2 separate regions of the Homo sapiens genome follow, and region 1 is linked to region 2. Evidence: chromatin contacts called from ENCODE Hi-C or POLR2A ChIA-PET data. All regions are on one chromosome and are shown on one strand. Each heading gives the region's core, a stretch centred on a gene start or an enhancer-like site at or near the end of the contact. The rest is flanking DNA. Distances are from core to core; before and after follow the strand shown.

Region 1 (5,793 bases), core at 2,669-5,168, 600 kb after region 2:
GCAAGGCTGGGCGTGGTGGCTCATGCCTGGAATTCCAACACTTTGGGAGGCCGAGGCAGGCGGATCACAAGGTCAGGAGTTCGAGACCAGCCTGACCAACATGGTGAAACCCTGTCTGTACTAAAAATACAAAAATTAGCCAGGCATGGTGGCACACACTTGTGATCCCAGCTACTCAGGAGGCTGAGGCAGGAGAATCGCTTGAACCGGGAGGCAGAGGTTGCAGTGAGCTGAGATCACGCCACTGCACTCCAGCCTGAGCGATAGAGGGAGACTCCATCTCAAAAAAAAAAAAAAAAAAAAAAAAAAGATCTGCAAATGGGCAATAAACACATAAAAAGATGATCAGGCTGGGTGCAGTGGCTCACACTGTAATCCCAGCACTTTGGGAGGCCAAGGCAAAAAGATTGCTTGAGCCCAGGAGTTTGAAGTCAGCCTGGACAACATGGAAAGGCTACCACATTAGCCAGATGTGGTAGCATGTGCCTGTAGTCCCAGCTACTCGGGAGGCTTCAGTCCAGGAATTTGAGATTGCAGTGAGCTATGATCATGGCATTGCACTCCAGCCTGGTCAAAAGAGTGAGACCTTGGCTGGGCGTGGTGGCTTACTCCTGTAATCCCAGTGCTTTGGGAGGCCGAGGCAGGCGGATCACCTGAGGTCAGGAGTTCGAGACCAGCCTGGCCAACATGGTGAAACCCTGTCTACTAAAAATACAAAATTAGCCGGGAGTGGTGGCATGCACCTGTAATCCCAGCTAATTGGGAGGCTGAGGCAGGAGAATCACTTGAACCAGGGAGTCAGAGTTTGCAGTGAGATGAGATCACACCATTGCACTCCAGCCTGGGCAAAAAGAGCAAAACTCTGTCTTTAAAAAAAAAAAAAAAAGTAAAAAAAGAAAAAAAAAGAAAAAAAAGTGAGACCTTTTCTCAATAAAATTAAAAAATACATATATAATCAACATCATTAGCCATTAAGGAAATGAAAAGCAAAACATCAGATGCCACTTCACACGACTAGAATGGCTATAATTTAAAAGATAAATAATAACAAGTGTTGGAGAGGATATGAAGAAATTGGAATCTTCGTAAACTGCTAGTGGTATTACAAAATGGTGCAGCTGCTTTGGAAAACAATCTGGCAGTTCCTCAAAATGTTAAACATAGAGCTACCATATGGCCCAGAAATTCTACACCTAGATATGTACCCAAGGGAATTGAAAACATGTGTTCACACAAAAATTTGTACACGAATGTTCACAGCAACGTTATTCATCATAGCCAAAAAGTGGAAACAATCCAAATGCTCATCAACTGTTGAATGGATAAATACAATGTGGTATAACAATGGAGTATTATTCAACAATAAAAATAAATGAAATACTGATACATGCTACAACATAGACTAATCGTGAGAACATTATGCTAAGTAAAAGAAGCCAGTTGGCTGGGCACAGTGGCTCATGCCTGTAATCCCAGCACTTTAGGAGGCTGAGGCAGGTGGATTGCCTGAGCTCAGGAGTTCACGACCAGCCTGGACAACACAGTAAAACCCTGTCTCTACTAAAATACAAAAAATTAGACAGGTGTGGCAGTGTGCACCTGTAGTCCCAGCTATTCAGGAGGCTGAAGCAGTAGAATTGCTTGAACCCGGGAAGCGGAGCTTACAGTGAGCCAAGATGGTGCCACTGCACTCCAGCCTGGGCAACAGAGTGAGACTCTGTCTCAAAAAAAAAAAAAAAAAAAAAAAAAGCTGGGCGTAGTGGCTCACGCCTGTAATCCCAGCACTTTGACACTTTGAGAGGCCGAGGCGGGCAGATCACGAGGTCAGGAGATCGAGACCATCCTGGCTAACACGGTGAAACCCCGTCTCTACTAGAAATACAAAAATTAGCCAGGTGTGGTGGTGGGCGCCTGTAGTCCCATCTACTCGGGAGGCTGAGGCAGGAGAATGGTGTGAAGCCAGGAGGTGGAGCTTGCAGTGAGCCGAGATCGCGCCACTGCACTCCAGCCTGGGGGACAGAGTGAGACTCCGTCTCAAAAAAAAAAAAAAAAAAAGCCAGGGAGGAAAAGCCACACACTGCATGATTCCATTTATATAAAAAGTCCACATTAGACATATCTATAGAGATGGAAAATAGATTAGTAGCTGCCTAGAGTTGGGGCAATTTGGGATTGACTACAAATGGGTAGGAGGTTTCTTTCTGTGGTGATGAAAATATTCTAGGATTGGTTGTGTTGATGGTTGCACAGCTCTGTAAATATACTAAAAACTTTGTGCGCTTTAAATGGGTGAATTGTCTAGTGTATAAATTAAATCTCAGTAAAGAAACAGGCAACCCACAAAGTAACAGAAAATTCTATATGAAATTGTTACCACTAAGACGTCTAATAGTTATATTTAAAAATAATAATAACAATAGTTTTCTTGGTGTTTTGTTTTATTTTCTGAGACACAGTCTCCCTCTGTCACCAGGCTGGAGTGCAGTGGCACGATCTCAGCTCACTGCAACCCCCGCCTCCCGGGTTCAAGCAATTCTCCTGCTTCAGCCTCCCGAATAGCTGGGACTACAGGCGCATGCCGCCACGCCCAGCTAATTTTTGTATTTTGTTGTTGTTGTTGTTGTTGTTTGAGACGGAGTCTTACTCTGTCGCCCAGGCTGGAGTGCAGTGGCTCCATCTCAGTTCACTGCAACCTCTGCCACCTGGGTTCAAGTGATTCTCCTGCCTCAGCCTCCCGAGTAGCCGAGATTACAGGCGCGTGCCACCATGCCTGGCTAATTTTTGTATTTTTGGTAGAGACGGGGTTTCAGCATCTTGGCCAGGCTGTTCTTGAACTCCTGACCTTGTGATCCACCCATCTCAGCTTCCCAAAGTGCTGGGATTACAGGCGTGAGCCACCATGCCTGGTCTTTTTTTGTATTTTTAGTGAGATGGGGTTTCACCATGTTGGCCAGGATGGTCTCAATCTCTTGATCTCGTGATCCGCCCACCTCGGCCTCCCAAAGTGCTGGGATTACAGGTGTGAGCCACTGCGCCCAGCCAATAGCTTTTTAAAACAAAACAAAAAAGTGAGGGCTTTGCTGTCAAATCTCATTTCTGCCACCTGCTGACTATGTAACCTTGGACAAGTTACTTAACCTCACTGAGCTCAGTTTTCTCATCTGTAAAATATGTATTAGGTCATTTTGAGGATTAAATACATGAATATGTAAAGTCATCTGGCACATAGTAGGTGCTCAGTAAATGAAAACTATAAAGAAGAGCCAAGGAATGCCAACAATTAAAGGAGTGAGGAAGAAAAAACAATATTTGTGGGCCAATGCTATATCCATACATTTATGCCTAACATTTGGCTGTGTTCTAAGGACATAAGGAAGACCCTGACTAAGAAGCTGGAAGGCTGAGGTATAAGGCATTTCTGGAATAAAAATCCCCATAAATAAGCTAAGGGCCAAAACAGAGTCATGGGCAGGTTGTTCAGAAGCAGAGAGAAAGGCTTTGAAAGGGGAGGAGACTTTAAGAGTCAGCCAGGTGGAAAAGGGCAGAGTAGACCCTTGTCCCCTCCCCTACTATGGGTAACCAGAAGGATATGAAACAGCCCTCTCTGGAGAAAACTGGATAGAGTTTACTCAGGACAGGCAGAGGCAGAAATCAGAAGAGAAATTGTAGGTTGATTTTTCATGGCCAGGATGGGGAATGAAGCTGGCACAGGAGGTAGAAGATAAGGCCTGCCTCCCTGGCCTTGCAATAGGTGAACTGAGCCCTAGGAATTCCTGCCCTCTCCCCTGGACTAGCTCCCCTTGGCCCCTAAGCTCTGGATCTCCCTCTGCCTCCCACCAGTCCTCTTTTGGGGAACAGAACCCGATGCTCTGTGGGCCGAGCATGATGGCTCCAGCACTCCTCCCTCTAGTGACTCATTCCCAAGACTGGGGGTGGCAGGAAGTGCCAGGGCCCCAGAGTTGCAGCCCCATCCGGATTCTGGCAGCTTAGAGACATCCTATATTCTTCCTTCCTCCCCCCACCCCCGCCACCTCCCTCACTTTCAGCTCTGACTCTTGACATTTCTACATAAGAGACACCCACCTCCCCCAATCTCTTCTTGCCTTTCTATTGCCTCCTACAGTACCTAAACTGCAGCCCCTAGGGGCTGCTGGGTTAAAGCAGCCTGATCCCAAGGGGGAATGGACACAACCCACATCTAAGGGCCCTTTCCTAGGAAAGGTGACCAGGCAAGTTCTGTACCCTCATGGCCAGATCTTTGACCGGCAAGGCACATGATCTAGAAAGCATTCTGATTGACGCTTAAAACAACAAAATGGTTTTGCTCCATGCTAAGGTCTTCACAAGTCTGTCTCATTTATTCCTTACAACAACTCTAATACAGATACCATTATCACCGGCATCTGGCAAATAAGAAAAGTGAGAGGAAATGTGAAAAGTAGAAGAGCTCGGCCGGGCGCGGTGGCTCACGCCTGTAATCCCAGCACTTTGGGAGGCCGAGATGGGCGGATCACAAGGTCAGGAGATCGAGACCATCCTGGCTAACACGGTGAAACCCCGTCTCTACTAAAAATACAAAAAAATTAGCCGGGCGCAGTGGCGGGCGCCTGTAGTCCTAGCTACTCAGGAGGCTGAGGCAGGAGAATGGCGTGAACCCGGGAGGCGGAGCTTGCAGTGAGCCGAGATCTCGCCACTGCACTCCAGCCTGGGTGACAGAGCGAGACTCCGTCTCAAAAAAAAAAAAAAGAGAAAAGTAGCAGAACTGGGGCTTAAACCCAGGACTCACATCCTGGGCCTTTAACTGCCAGGCTCCTCTTCCTGTCTTGGGAACAGAGGGCAGTGTAGGCCTCTTTGAGCACAGCCCCCTGAGTAATCTAGGGCAGCACATGCAATCTTGAGGCCCTTGGCACAGCTGCTCTGGGGTCTGGCTTCAACTCTAGCCTCCCTTCTAGTTCTCCGTCCCTTTCTATACCTGCCCCACTCTCCGGGGTGGAAATGTGGAGGGCTACTCAGAGGATTCTCAGCCCCATCAACAGCTTATCTTCCTATTCAACTATTAGGACAAACAGACATCAATGTGATTCCAGGGTTCCCAGGGACTACCTAGAAAGAGGGAAATCAGATAGTAATGCTTATAGGTGCAGGCAGGCAAAAGGAGGCTATAGATACCCAAGCATGGGGTTAGCTGAGGCTTGCAGGCAGAGCAGACATCTGTCAAATCAAAGAGGCATAGAGACAGCCCACATGACAATAGAAATAATGATACCCTTGAATTATGTAGCACTTTATAATTTCTCAAGCACTTTGCAAACATTTGATCCTCCAGATGACCTCCTAGGGCCCAAGGAAGCAGAAAGCATCTTTTATAAGCTGTCACCACCTGTCAAGTTGTCCCCCAAGATGGGGAAAGGCAGGAGCCAGGCAAGGCAGTGAGTGAGTTAACCAAACCCAAGCCACAGTGAGTAATTGATAGTTTTTATGGAGACTTTATCCTCAGACTCCTTAGATATCATATTTCTGTTAGATTATATTTACATAACAGTGCAGGGTGAGAGACCCTGATAAATCTTCTCAGAGGCATGGGGATGAATACTGTGGAAATGTACTTTTGTTGATAGCGATTTGTTTTACTACACTACTGCCCTTCAATCTAGGGAGGAAAGAGCAAGGCTATTGCTTTATGGAGGGAGGGAAGGAGGGAAAGGAGAAGGGGAGGTATATAAAGATCAGAGATCTGGAACAAGAGGAATGAATGAGAGGGGAAGAGACAGGGCTCCGAAAGGGAAAGCTTTA
Region 2 (5,575 bases), core at 812-3,311:
ACCCTGGGCACTGGTCATGCAGGAGATGCTCTCTTGGCTGCTAGGGGGGTTGGGATGCCCCAGGAGGCAGCCCGCACCTTGCCAAGGAGCAGCCGGAGCCCTGAAACCTCCAGGAAGGGGTGGAAAAGCCTCTATCTGTGCTGTCTTTCCACAGAACCAAGGGAGAGGGTGGCCAAGAACTTAGGTGAGAAGAGGCACTGTGGGTGGCGGGGTGGGGTGGGGGCTCATTTCCATAGTTTTGTCCCAGAAGAATGTGCTGGGTATTTTTCCTGCTTTGCCCTGGCCAGGTTTGAAGGAGGAATCCCTGCTGGAGATTGATGTCACAGGCTTGCCTTCCCCTCCCCAGCTTCATCCTTGTGATTTAAAGAAATTATTTGGACATAGAAGTTAATGGAAGTAGGTTGCTAGTGTGTGGGCGAATCCATCACTGTCTCCCAGCATTCCAAGAGTGGATCTGTCTTTCAGGGTGAGATATCCTAGAGCGACTTTCCAAGGTCTGAGAAATAGAGTCTACCTTGGGAGGACAGGGCCGGGGGCATTGTGGACAGGGATTTTAGAAAGCTGGGGTGACTGCACGCTACTTCTAGGGCCTGGCTGGAGGACTTTCTTTACTTATGGGGGAAGGGAGGGAGACGGTATTGGCACGGATGGGGATGCTGCTTCTCTACCTCCGTCCCCAGCTGTCTTCTGCCCCAGGAAGTGGATAGGAAATAGACGGACACATCCCCGCAGTCCACTGCTCAGGATGAGGAGGGCTGATTTTGCAGCTGTCAGTGGCAGTGATGAAAGAGGTGGAGGTGAGGGGAGGAGGGGGTGCTGTTTGATGGAGCAGTGCTGTCGGGGGAAGAGGACTAGCTCCCCTTCCTTCCATTCCCCCATTCTCTCAGCTCAGCACTTCCTGGAGGTAGCATTCTGGGAGGGAGCTGCTTTGAAAGCACAAAGAACTAGTGCTGGAAGGCTGAGGGGTGGGGAGGTGTGAGGAGGAGAAGATAAGTATTCAGGAGGGGGCAGACTGCCCCTCAAGCCCCACACACAGCCAGGCCTTCTCCACAGCCTAAGTATGTGATGTGTGTGTGTATGTGTGTGTGTCCACGCCTACATGTAGTGCGAGCATGGACTTGCAGCTATGAAGTGTTGACAGGGAGAGTGACTAGGGACAATGCAGAAGCTGTTCTCCACCGGGCAGATGGCTCCTCTCAGGTACTTGCTCGGGTCTTCCTCTCTCCACTCCTTCAGTTCTCTCTCCACTCCTTCTCCTTGTTTTGTCTTTCTCCTCCTCAGTTTCTCAGCATCCCCTTTGCTTTCCCCCTCCCTCTCTTCTAGCTGTCATTCAGATGCAGCAAGATGGATTTAAATCAGACTGAAGATCCAATGTGGACTCTATATGGCAAATAAATAAATTAATTAATTTAAAAAAATCAGACTAACGAATAAACTGGGAAAGGGCAGCTGCAGATGGTCCAGGAGAGAGAATCCTGTAGGTTATGGAATGTTAGAACTAAACACCAGAGGAGTCTGCGGGTCTCTTCTGCACCTGTACACAGGAAGCTGGAGGTCCTTTGGGAAACATGTCTCATTGGCTCTGGGGGCAGTTGCTGGGGAGAAGCAGCATCTCCCCTCTTGTGCTTCCCATGGCTGGCTGATCCCCCGACAACACACTCATAGCCCTGAGATAATTGACTGTCTCAGCCCTTTCTTTCTTAGGCTCAGAGGAAGAGCCTGGTCTTTCTACACAGACCATGACTTTTCTCATGAAGCTGGGGACATCTGCAGGCTGGATGGCCTCCAGAGCTCTAGGCATGTGCCCAGAGGCCAGGCTGCCAGGCCCAGGTATGACAGCCTAGGCGTCCTCTCAGGTCGACTGCGCTTTAGACATTCTCCTCCTTGGTCCCTGATCCCCCTTGAGGAAGTCCAGCTCTGATTCAGGCTGTGGCAGTATCGGGGGGCAGCCTAAAGTGAGGACCCTTCTGGTAGGGCCTGCTCCTGCAGCGGCTGTCTTTGGGCATTGTGATTAGAATCTACTTTAATCATTCTTTCTCCCCGCCCCCCACACTGGTTTCAGCCAAACCAGACAGAAGGGGGCGCTCCTGAGTCATCCGAGAAGAGGATTCTGGGCTGATGCCTTAGCCCTGGCTCAGGGAACATCGGAAATTTTGTCTGTTCATCCATCAATCTGAAGGTGACTGGTGCGGTCACCTCGTTCTCTTTCTTCCTTTGCTTTCTTTCTTAAGAGATAGCGTCGGCCTTTCTTAAGAGATAGGGGGTGGTGGCTCACGCCTGTAATCTCAGCACTTTGGGAGGCCAAGGCGGGTGGATCACTGGAGGTCAGGATTTCCAGACCAGCCTGGCCAACGTGGCGAAACCCCGTCTCTACTAAAAGTACAAAATTAGCCAGGCATGATGGCAGGCACCTATAATCCCAGCTACTTGGGATGCTGAGGCTGGATAATCGCTTGAACCTGGCGGGCGGAGGGTGCAGTGAGCTGAGATCACGCCACTTCACTCCAGCCTGGGCGAAAGAGTGAAACTCCATCCCCCCACACCATAAAAAAAAAAGGGATAGTGTCTCACTATGTCATCCAAGCTTGCAGTGGCACGATTATGGCTCACTGCAGCCTCAAACTCCTGGGCTCAAGCCATCCTCTCACCTTAGCCTCCCTAATAACTAGGATTACAAATACGCACCATTACACCTGGTTAATTTTTACATTTTTATTTGTAGAGGTGGGGTCTATGTTGCTTAAGTGGTCTCGAGCTCCTGGTCTTGAGCAATCCTCCTGCCTCAGCCTCCCAAAGTGCTGGGATTACAGGCGTAAGTCACGGCACCCAGCCCCACTCACCTGCAGACTGACAGATGGACAATTTTTTTCTAGCAGGACCAGACAGAGACTTGGAGGAAACACTTTTATGACTTGTCCAGAGACTCCCTGGGCTGGAAGGAATCTGGCCTCTGCCTCTGGGAGATCAGCAAGTGGGGCAAGTCTTTGTCTGGGGCCACGGCCAAGGCTGGCTGGGTCCTAGGCTGGGGACAGTGTAACCCCTGACCATTTGCCAGCCCCCAGTAGCTCACCCTGGTCTGACTGTCTTGGCAGAGCTGAATGTCCCAATTTTCTTCAGAACTTTTTCCCAGGTTAATCTGTGTTGCTATTGCCCATGACCTGCTCACCACCTTCTTCATCATGAAAAAAAAAATGGCTTTCTCTCTTTCTCCCAGATCTCACAGTCCTCTGTGACTCTTCCTGGCCCCATCAGATGGGGATGGGCTGAGCCTAGAGTACTGAGCTGGTCGGCAGGGTGCAGCACATTCCTTACCTGGAGCTGACACTGTTAGGACTTTCTTCCCAGTTGTCTTCTTCGGGCTTCCTCCTCCCCACCCTGTCACCCCAAAGCCTCCCACACTTGGGAGTTTCTCCTTCCAGTAACAGGGCCTGCATGAGCACTGGCTTAGGGGGATGGGGTGGGGGGTACGATGCCTGTATCAGGTTACACAGCCCCAAAAGAAAAGGCTGGCTTTTTGGCTTCTAGCACCTCCAAATTCTCTCTGTCCAAAGGATGAGGAGCAGTCCTGGGTGTGGTGGCTGGTGTGGAGGATGGGACCTCTGGGCTGCCAACAAAGGCATTGCCAGCAGAGCTGAGGGCACAGGCCAAGTCTGGAGTCTGTGGACTTGTACTTGGGACATGCCCAAGTCATCCCTATGTCTACACCCTTCCATCTGACCAAGTCATCTGTTCCCCCAGAGCAAACTTGCCAACCCAAGACCACATGTGGCCCAGGACAGCTTTGAATGCAGCCCGATGCAAATTCATAAATTTTCTTAAAACATGATTTTTTTGCGATTTTTTTTTTTCTCACAGCTATCAGTGTTAGTGGGTTTTTTTGTTTTTTGGGGCGGGGTGGGGATGAAGTCTTGTTCTATTGCTCAGGCTAGAGTGCAGTGGCATGATCTTGGCTCACTGCAACCTCCCCGCCTCCCAGTTCAAGTGATCCTCGTCTCTCAACCTCCCGAGTAGCTGGGATTACAGGCTCGTGCCACCATGTCGGCTAATTTTTGTATTTTTGTAGAGACAGGGTTTCGCCATGTTGGCCAGGCTGGCCTTGAACATCTGACCTCAGGTGATCCACCTGCCTCAGCCTCCCAAAATGTTGGGATTACAGGCATGAGCCACTGCTCCTGGCCCATGTTAGTGTATTTTATGTGTGGCCCAACACAGTTCTTCTTCCAATGTAGCCCAGGGAAACCAAAAGATTAGACACCCCTGCCCTAGAGCCTGGCTCTGTAGAAACTCTCAGGACTTCAGGGGTCTACCTCATCCCACAGGGCCACAGGGTTGCCTTGGGGGTGGTGTGGGGTTGCCCTACCCTTTTAAAATGCCCTAAGGGTCCTGACAGCTACGGGTGGATACCCAGCCTCAGCTCCAGCCCAGCCCTACTGAGGCATTAACTCTGGAGCTCTCTAGGGCAGTAGGGGGTAGGGAAGAGGCCTTCTCTGATTGAAAATCTGAAGAGAAGAAAATTGCGTGGGCCTGTAGCCTTTTCTTTGCGTCTCTCAGCTCTTTCACCAAGGACGTTTTCCCTGAGGTTTCCTCTAAATTCTCCCAGCTGCAGATCACGGCACACACTGCAGACCCCTGAGACACCCACCTGTGAAACCAGTGTGGGAATGGACCAGTGAGGTGCACATCTGTGGGAAGGGCCAAGGATGAGGAAACTGTATCTGTTCAAAGCCCATCGCAAATCAGCTTCTTCATCCCTCTCAAAGGTCAAAAGCATGACAGGGCCCAGAGGAGTGTTGGTATTTTCAGAGGAGAAGGCAGTGAGGATTTGGGAGCAGTCCACCCTCCTCAGCCACATCTCAGATCTCCTTGCTGAAATAAGGCCTCAGCTGGACCAACAGAAGACAGGGAACTTAGGCACCTGGAAGAGGTGCAGACCTTATCCATCCTCCTGTGTGTCCCCCCACCCCAAGCCTGATACCAGGCCCTCTGTATAGGGGCAAAACTTTTTCCATTCTAAACGAACATTTACTCCTTTTCTCCAGGACACTGGGCATTAGCTGGACATCGGCCTGTTCAGGGGACCTCAGGCTTGAGACAGAAATGAGGAAGCACAGAGATCAAAGCCTCCTTCCCAGACAGGAGTGACTTTGAAGTTCACTGGCATTGCAATTAGGAATGACTTCCGCAGAGGGCAGGGATGGAGGAAAAAAAAAAGGAAAAAGGAATGGCTTCCCTGACTACAGCTCCAGAAACCTCGTTTTCATAGCCCCTACTACTTAGGGAACTGGGAGTTTGGGCCAGTTTGGTGGTGGCTCCCCAGTAGGTAATCTGAAGGCCTGGGGTGGGGGTAAGGAGGGGAGTATAGGGATCACTCCTATTAATTGACACTTCCCATGGCTAAGGTGCTGTTCAAGGCATTTTACGTGTTTTGTCTCATGAAATCTGCAAACTACTCATTGAATTAGGTCTAATCATGATTTCTATCTTACAGACAAGTAAACAGAGGCACACGCAATGATAATAAAAATCAGAATAGTAATAATAATGATAACATTTTAACAGCTTTTTAAAAAAATTT

Evidence for each region. A loop is a pair of places that touch in the nucleus more often than their neighbours do. ChIA-PET counts read pairs that join two places held with the same protein, here RNA polymerase II (POLR2A). Pooled maps may share reads with other maps.
Region 1: a loop to region 2 is called in a pooled map, with 2.7 times the contacts of the local background. The contact joins two enhancer-like sites. A Hi-C loop is called at or near these places in 3 of 168 maps with a recorded cell type or tissue (Right ventricle myocardium superior, gastrocnemius medialis and heart right ventricle) and 8 of 50 pooled maps. POLR2A ChIA-PET finds 5 or more read pairs at or near these places in 2 of 52 experiments (A549 and Panc1).

The regions. Positions count from the first base shown.
Region 1 is chr5:139,242,577-139,248,369 of GRCh38, forward strand. No RefSeq gene overlaps it. Among named protein-coding and RNA genes, the nearest start is that of SNHG4, 29 kb to the right of the region's middle. Within about 2 kb of position 3,919, at least 3 of the 41 ENCODE cell types and tissues checked have a DNase peak (open chromatin) inside an H3K27ac peak, as active enhancers do.
Region 2 is chr5:138,639,935-138,645,509 of GRCh38, forward strand. No RefSeq gene overlaps it. Among named protein-coding and RNA genes, the nearest start is that of HSPA9, 67 kb to the left of the region's middle. RefSeq lists enhancers at 1,314-1,867, 1,868-2,421, 1,991-2,070, 2,081-2,160. Within about 2 kb of position 2,062, at least 3 of the 41 ENCODE cell types and tissues checked have a DNase peak (open chromatin) inside an H3K27ac peak, as active enhancers do.